2 separate regions of the Mus musculus genome follow, and region 2 is linked to region 1. The links are chromatin contacts, found by Hi-C or POLR2A ChIA-PET in ENCODE. All regions are on one chromosome and are shown on one strand. The core of a region is the stretch at or near the end of the contact, and the rest is flanking DNA. Distances in the headings are between cores, read along the strand shown. Region 1 holds the start of Gdap10 (ganglioside-induced differentiation-associated-protein 10). Region 2 holds the start of Pik3cg (phosphatidylinositol-4,5-bisphosphate 3-kinase catalytic subunit gamma).

Region 1 (4,124 bases), core at 1,381-3,880:
AGTTTCCGAGTGATTACTCCAAGAGTACAGTCAACAGGTCTAGCTTACTAGTTTGCTGCCCTCGTTACTTCCAGCTAAAGTGGTGAGTGAGCTTCATCCTTAACTAGTCAGTTCATTCACAAGCTCACAACCTGTTTGTTCTACGTGCCAGGCCTTACGGTTTCAGACACCAAGGGAGGAAAACAGGCTGACATAGTCCTGGTTCTCACAGTGCTAATCAGAGAAAAACAATACTCAGACCAAGCAACTACAGATTAAGACGGATGCTATGAAAAGTTGAGGAGAGAACAGAAGGGACCTAGGGAAATTTCTCCAAGGTGATGACATGTGAACAAGACTCAAATGACAAGACAATGACAAGACAGGAAACTCTTCGGCCTAAGGGACAGTACAGAACAACGGCCTGTGTTGCTGGTCCTTGGAACTGTAGGTAAGAGATCAGACGCAGGCACAGGCACAGGGGTTGAGAAGGAGCTCCCATTGTGTATTAACTGCAATGGAAGCCTCTATGTCTTAAGCCAGGGTAACTGTAACCTGATTCGAATTTTTTTTAATGCTGAAAATTGAATCTAGGCTCTTACATATGGTAAGAACATGCTCTAACACTGAGCTACAACTCCTAGCCCTCCTCACAATTTCCCAGTCTGGGGTTGGGGGAAGATAGATGGCACAGCTGAAAGTCTGTCTGTCTGTCTGTCTGTCTGTCTCTCTCTCTCTCTCTCACACACACACACACACACACACACACACACACACACACACACACACACACCAGCATAAAACAATCAGTCCTGCAGACAGAAAGAGAAACATGGATTACTGGATGCTCAAAGCAGAGTCAGGAATTCAGAAGTTACCGCCCACAAGTCAGATAAGGAAAAGACCTACCCAGTGTTTCTGGAGGTAAAGAAGGGTTAGAGCTGGATGTGGAGAGCAAAGAGACATCACGGATACCTCCTAGAGTTTGGTTGAGCAACTGGGTTAACAATGGTGCCATTTACCAGGAGTAGTGGCACACACCTGAAATGCCAGCACTCAGGGAAGGCAGGAAGGTTACCTTGAGCTGGAAGGCCAGCCTGGGCTACCTAGTGAGTAACAGACCAACCACAGGTATGTTTCAAACCCTACTTCAGCTTCTTTTCAAATAAAGGGTTCGTTTATTGAGTCAATGAAGACTATGGGAGGGATAAGTGGGAAGATCAAGAGCCCAGTCTTCAACATGAAGCAACACTAAATCAGTTTCGTGTGCTCAGTTAAGTGTATGAAAAGGAAGATCTTGACTCCTGTTAATTTGTCCACTGCCTTAATTTCTATTGCTAGATAAAATGATTCTATGAGAAATAGAAAATTCTTCACATTCCCAGGCAACCTTACTAGTAATCGTTCCTTGAACTGGCAGGGTCCTCGGTGGCTAACAGCTCTGTGAGGAACACAGGAGCCTGTGAATATAGCCTTTAACAGACCTTCACTGCACCTGCTTTTCTGATGAAAAGGTGAGCTGTCTCAGGGCCTGGAGAGATGGCTCAGCGATTAAGAACTGGACTTCAGTTCCCAGCACCCACCTGGGAGCCCACAACTCTCTGTCGATCCAGGTCCAAGGAATTTAGAGGGACCTGGGACACATGTGGCACACAGACATGCATGGAGGCAACATATCTATTGTTAGTTTTCTTTTTTAGCTAGGAAAAAAAGAAGTTCCTACACGCTTCTAAAAGATTAGGTGCTAGACAATAACTTTCGATGTCTAGAATAAAGAGGTTCTAGTTCCATGTTTTAACACAGGGAGCTTTCTCCAAAGCAGGCTGTTAGGCTGTTAGCCAAGCAACTACATGACTACACTCCATCCCCAAGTGTTTCTACCCTTGCGCCACTAGAACAGTGGGGCCTGAGGATAAAGGCACACTTAATGTAAGCAGAATCCTACAGGGGAATGTGCTGGTTTGAATAAGAATGGCCCCCTAAGGCTCATTTAAATGCCTGGTCAGCCGGAGCGGGACTATTAGGAAGCGTAACCTTGTTGGAGTAGGTGAGGTCTTAGTGGAGGAAATGTGTTCACTGTGGGTGCAGGCCACCCAATTCTCCTTCTTCGGCCTTTGAATCAAGCCTAGCTCTTCCAGCACCAAGTCGGCCTGCAGGCTGCCATGCTTCCCACCATGATAATGGACTGAATCTCTGAACTGTAAGCTACCCCAATTAAATGTTTTCGGAGAGTTGCCACAGTCACAGAGTCTCTTCACAGCAACTGAACTCTGACTAAGACAGGAAATTAGGTGTAATTTTCTCTAGTTGCTCCTTTAAGGTATTCCATAGGTTGACCTGAGATACTTTCTCAAGATCTTTCCTCATAAACTGATATCATATCACCAAAGGCAACTGGTACTCACTTGCCCACTTCTTCAGTTACACTTGTATTTTTAACTGGTAAGAAATAATTAAGAGCCAAAGTTTAAAATGCAATGGGCTAACATATTCAATGCCACAGAACAAGTTCCATCATATGGGCAACACCTACAGCAGAGTAGGCTCTACTATCCCCATCCTGGCTGACACCCTGCTTCACTACAGCTAATGCAATATATGGGGGAAAAAAGCAAAAGTTATCTGCTTCCCAGGAGTTTTTAAAATTTGTGAAGCCCTGGAAATTTGCTGCCACAGAAGATAATTTGTTGCAATTCAGCTCTGAAGCATAAACTGCTTGTAGGAGTTGGTTCTCTCCTTCCACCATTTGGGTCCCCGCCTGAGAGCAAGCACCTTTCTTTACCTGATGTTGCCAGCTTTACTGTCTTATTTCAACTGTCCAAGTTTCCCCTACAACTTATAAAACTTACTTGGAGAAATATATTTAAAATATCACCCTCTTCCTTAGGACAAGGTCTCATATAGCCCAGGCTACCCCATACTTCCTATGTAACCAAGGGTGCTAGGTCTACAGAGGTATGTCAATGACTGCTACATGCATGTGTTTTAAGGACAGGAGAAAAAAAAAAAAACAACAACAAAAGACCAAAACGCTGAGTCCTAGCACTGCCCCTCCTCAGTGGTAAGTGCTGGTGCCATGGACCCATGTCCCAAGCCTGTAGTGTTTACTCAGAAGCACGGAAGAGGAGATTACAAAAAATGGGAACCAGTGAGAGGAAAAGATTGGAAGTTCCAGTCAGAACCAACCTGGTCATATGATTCTCATCTCTCCAAATCTCTTCTGCAATAATTCTCAACTTCCTGTGTTCCTCAGCCATTGGCGAACACAATGTCTGCCGGTTTCATTGCCACAAGGAAGTTAGGCAGCTCTTGGAAGCGTCCCTAAAACCAACCTTTCTCCACCCTGGATTGTAACGCCATGTTGTTCCCTCTGGGTTCCTTCACTCCGTATAAAGGAATGACGGCAGAGTGCTGGGCCCTACGTCGAGGCCTAGGAAGCCTCTGAGAAGCAAGCTACCCTGGCGGCACATCTCTCAGTGGGGTGATGAGACCTGAACACTGCTGAAGGACTACTTTTGTGTATTCTGTCTTTTCCAGCCATAGCACAATGACAGTGTCTTCTGCTAATCTGCTAGAGATAAAATGTTGAAAAAAATGTTAAAACTATTCTCTGCTGTAGGCGCTTATTCAGGAAAAAAAGTATACAGTTTTGTGGAATCCAAAAGAAAATCATCTTTGACTGCTTTCTGGTTATTTCTGATTATCCCAGAGGTAAGTTCAAAGGAAAAACCACGTCTCCTTTACAGGAAAGTCCCGAATGCAATCCAACCACCGAAATGGCTGGAGTGGCTCACACCCATTCTCCCTAGCTGGGTTAGTGCAATGTCACTAAAGCTGGGTAGGAGATGTGCCCTAAGCAATTCTGAAAATATAAATGATTGAAGCCGTAAGAGCAGGCCCTTTTTATTTGGAAAATAAACTCAAGATGAAACTGAAGAGCTGCATCTGCCTGTGTTCTCAGGTCCTTATTACACACAATGAAATACGAGATCCCAGAAATGGAAGTGTGCTTCAAATGCCCCTGCACTAGCCCCGAGTGTCCTGCCCTTTCTTAAGGACACTGTGAAAATGTATCCCACATGTTGCTATATGCTTGGCCACCGCCTTCTCTGCTGTGTAGTTTAGGAAACCATTTCCCTTTAATT
Region 2 (3,774 bases), core at 741-3,240, 620 kb after region 1:
AATGAGGTTCCATATGGAGAAGTACACACAGAGAAAAGAGGCACCAGGCATGTCTCATTACTTCTGCCTAACAATATTCACTACAAATAGTAAATTTTAGTGGCTGTATGAGCAATTGAAGACGATCATAGGACGTTTAATCTCAAACCACCGGTAAGCCTAAAGTATTTGAAAGTTTAGTCAGAGAATTGACATTTTTTTCACATGAGTGAACTTAGCTGAATAGTCCTTTCAAAAGAAAAAGGACCCAAGAGCCTGAGTCTAGCATTTCTGAAAGCGTGCATATGCATGTGTGTGTAAAGCTGGAAAGCTGAGAATTAGTCAGCTCACAGTCCCCTCAGGTCAGCGTCCCCTCTGAAGAGCCCTACTCACTTCACCTGCTGTCAGGGCCCCCCCAAACACACACACACACACACACACACACACTGAGTGAAGCATAACTTGGTAAGTCTTCCCCCCTAAACAATTCAAGCTACCCTGAGACTTGTAAAGATACCAACCTCTCAAGGAAGTATGCTTACATAGAAATATGCTTTGGAAAGCTGAAATACCCCCTTTACATATCTGAAATTCAGCAGCCTTTGAATCAAGACTTGACCACTGCTATTGACTCTTAAACCACTATTTTAAAGCTAAGACCCAAAGGACTTTATCTTTTATGTACTGTTTTCCTTGTTGCTGTGACAAAGCATCCAACAGAAGCAATTTAAGGCAGAACGGGAGTTATTTTGGTTCCCAATTTGAGGGTACAGTGCATCGTGGCAGGAAAGTCATGCCGGCAGGATCATAGAGCAGCTGCTAACATTGCATCTGCCATCAGGAAGCAGATGAACAGGGCCTGCCGTTCTCTGGCTTTCTCCCATCCAGAACTGCAGCTCCCATGTTTAGAGTGGACCTTTATATACTTCACCTAAGCCAGTCTAGAGACAGGCTTATAGGGATGCACAGAGATTTGTCTCTTAGATTCCAGATCCTGTCACGTTTACAATCTGTACGAACCATCACAAGGACTGTGTGAGAGGAAATAGAACAGGTCAGAGACTCTATCTCAATATCCACGAAGCTCAAAGAAACTCATGAGGCTGTGCTTCGGAGGGCTGTGTGAGGCTCCTCTATCCTTCTTGCTGTTCCAGCTGGAATCCTTGACAGCCTAGTGGGGGAGAATAAGCCCTGGTATAGAGACCCCTGGAACAGGGGACGACTGGCTATGCTTAGGGTTGTAGAAGGAATTGAGGTTACTTGGAAAATATAGGACTGCTTTAAGAAGAATTCAGAGCCTGCCTCCTCCCTGTTCTCCAAGCCTGTGGAAACTGGAAGCCATCTCTCAGTGATTACCTGCCTGGAGCAGGCAGTTTCTAGCTCCCTAATGTCGCCAGGAGAGCAATGTCCTCCTGTTTTGTCTGACTAATTCATTTTCACACACACACACACACACACACACACACACACTCAGCATATCAGCAACAGGCACACACATTGCATGCTGCAGGACTTTCAGTTTGTGATATTTTGAGACTTGAATGGTCTAGAAGGGAGGCAGGGGGAGGTCTCACCAATGTAAGGAAGTGAGTTCCCAGGCTTTGCTCTTGCAAGCATCCAGACTGAGCCCAACAGTCCACAGTTACAACACACACACACACACACACACACACACACACACACTAGGGCTTATTCGAATTCTCAAAGGGAAATAGATTTCACTACAAGCAATCCAATACTGTGGCTACGCAGCCCTTTCTTCTACTTATTGCTAGCTACACACACGCTTCATTTGTTTATGCCTTGGGTATATTTTTGGTTTGTCTGAGTCTCTCACAATCTTTGAAGAGTTAATTCAAAGAGTGAGAGAAATAGTAAGGCAAACACCGTTCTCTGTTCCGCTCTGCTCTGTGTGTGCTTCAGCAGGAAATGCATTTCTGACACTTTTAAAATGAGCAATCACATGTATAATCAACTTGGTTAAAACTTCCTTCCTGGTAACTGCAACACTTCCTCTGCATCTGGATATGAAGGGAGCCCCAGAAAAGAGGAAGAGACGAGGTGCCCCGGGTAGGTCTAGATTCGTTTTTTTTTTTTTTTTCCTAAAGTAAACAAATGATCCTCCTCCGCATCACCTCCAGGGCTGCCTCAGGTACGACTGCTTTCTGTTGTTTGCTCTTTGCTTGGTATGACTTGGAACAGTAACACCTTCCTTCTCAGCTAGAATCTTTTTGTCTGGATCCATTGCCGGTTCAAGCTGAGCCAACCCCCGAGCGTCTGAGTTTCCTTGTCTCGGCGCGCTTAGACTGTGTACATCCACAAAGTTCCGTCCAGCAAGGGCTTGCAGGTGCACTAGTTCTTTCTGTTTTTGTTTGTGCGGAAAGGGGCGGCCACAGAGCCCGTGACGGACAGGCTCCAGAGTCGACCAAGTGCTTGCTTGGGAATTCTGTCCAGACAGTGTTTTTGTAAGAGGACAAAGCTACTTAGTCCCAGCCATGAGGAAACCCAGTGAGTATTTGGTCAGCCTTTTCTCTTCTGTACCTTGTATCGTGCTATATAGCGTGAGTTCCTGCTGTCACTGAGGCAGATAACTGAGTTATATTTGTATGCTTAAATTTGGACATGTTTTATTTTAAGTTCATGTCAGTATCAAAATAGTTTATGGTTCTTTTCTTTGTTGGTTATTCTATACTATACCAAAAGACCAAAGTGAATGCTTTAAGCTACCAAGCAACAGTTGTTTGGGACAGTTGGTTTCATTTATTTACTAAGTATAGCTTCATTATATTTTAAAAGGAGGGAGAATTGACTTTTAAAATAGTTTAACCCAAGAATTGTACATAAGTTGAGATCCAATGTAACTTGTCTTTTATAGCTTTTAATCAAGATCTCCTTTGGGGTATATAATTAACACTCCACTGTTCTTCAGGAAAAACTAATTATGGATCTCATTAACATCAATTAGAGAGTAAATGATATTTTCTGAAATATTTTGTTTCAATATTTGAATGTGGTTTAGAATATAATGTAGTACCAATGTAGCAATGTTAAATATTAAAATCAAAATTTTTATGAATCATTTTTATGGATTATTTTTTAGTTTTGGAACTCTGAGCATTTCAGTCATTAGTTGATGGGTTCATAGTTATGCTTAAATACCTTGTAGAGGGCAAATACCTAAATATAGGTAATATGATGGGAACAAATTTGTAAATTCCTGCTATGGAGATGAAAATATTAGGACATAAGGAAACTGAATTATTGTTTCGGGTCATGGGAGGGCAGGAATCACGTCTTCTACTGTGTCCCCTCTAAAGCAGAGGCAGGCCAAACCAACTGGCTCAGTTAAAATTACCTAAAAGTTCATATTGGTAAAGTCCATGTATGTTAGCACCTCCCCCTGCCCTAATATAGCAGTGATAGCTGGAATGCTCTGCATTCCATGACCAAAATGGTATGTGTGGGGACACGGCTTTGATTACAATCTTCACCAGTTTTACTACACTTGAGTTTTATGAATGGAATGACTAGCTTTCTTATATAGAAAGAAAAAATGAAAAGAAAGAAGACAGGAAGTTGACTAGGGAGACTGGGTTCAGACAGTTTGAAAATAGAGAAGATGAAGCAAGATTGGGTGTCTAGGTTAGAGAAGTGTGAGACTGAACAGAGGAAATGCATCGGCATTGGCTTGTTCTCAAAGTGATGTTCAGGGTCTCACACCGCACCTTAGGGACTCAGCCTTTGCCCTCCACTGTACTGTCTTATGCATCTGTGAGTTTCAGGGTACTTACAAAC

Evidence for each region. A loop is a pair of places that touch in the nucleus more often than their neighbours do. ChIA-PET counts read pairs that join two places held with the same protein, here RNA polymerase II (POLR2A).
Region 2: a loop to region 1 is called in a map of T-helper 17 cell, with 2.8 times the contacts of the local background. The contact joins the promoter of Pik3cg here to the promoter of Gdap10 in region 1. A Hi-C loop is called at or near these places in 1 of 37 maps with a recorded cell type or tissue (T-helper 17 cell). POLR2A ChIA-PET finds 5 or more read pairs at or near these places in 1 of 5 experiments (embryonic stem cell).

Annotation. Positions count from the first base shown.
Region 1 is chr12:32,822,622-32,826,745 of GRCm38, reverse strand. Gdap10 (ganglioside-induced differentiation-associated-protein 10) reads right to left here and starts at 2,630. Exons shown (of 1, transcript NR_045032.2): 1 at 1-2,630. All of the region lies in intron 1 of Nampt (nicotinamide phosphoribosyltransferase), which reads right to left.
Region 2 is chr12:32,206,875-32,210,648 of GRCm38, reverse strand. It overlaps Pik3cg (phosphatidylinositol-4,5-bisphosphate 3-kinase catalytic subunit gamma), which reads left to right and starts at 1,990. Exons shown (of 11, transcript NM_001146200.2): 1 at 1,990-2,131.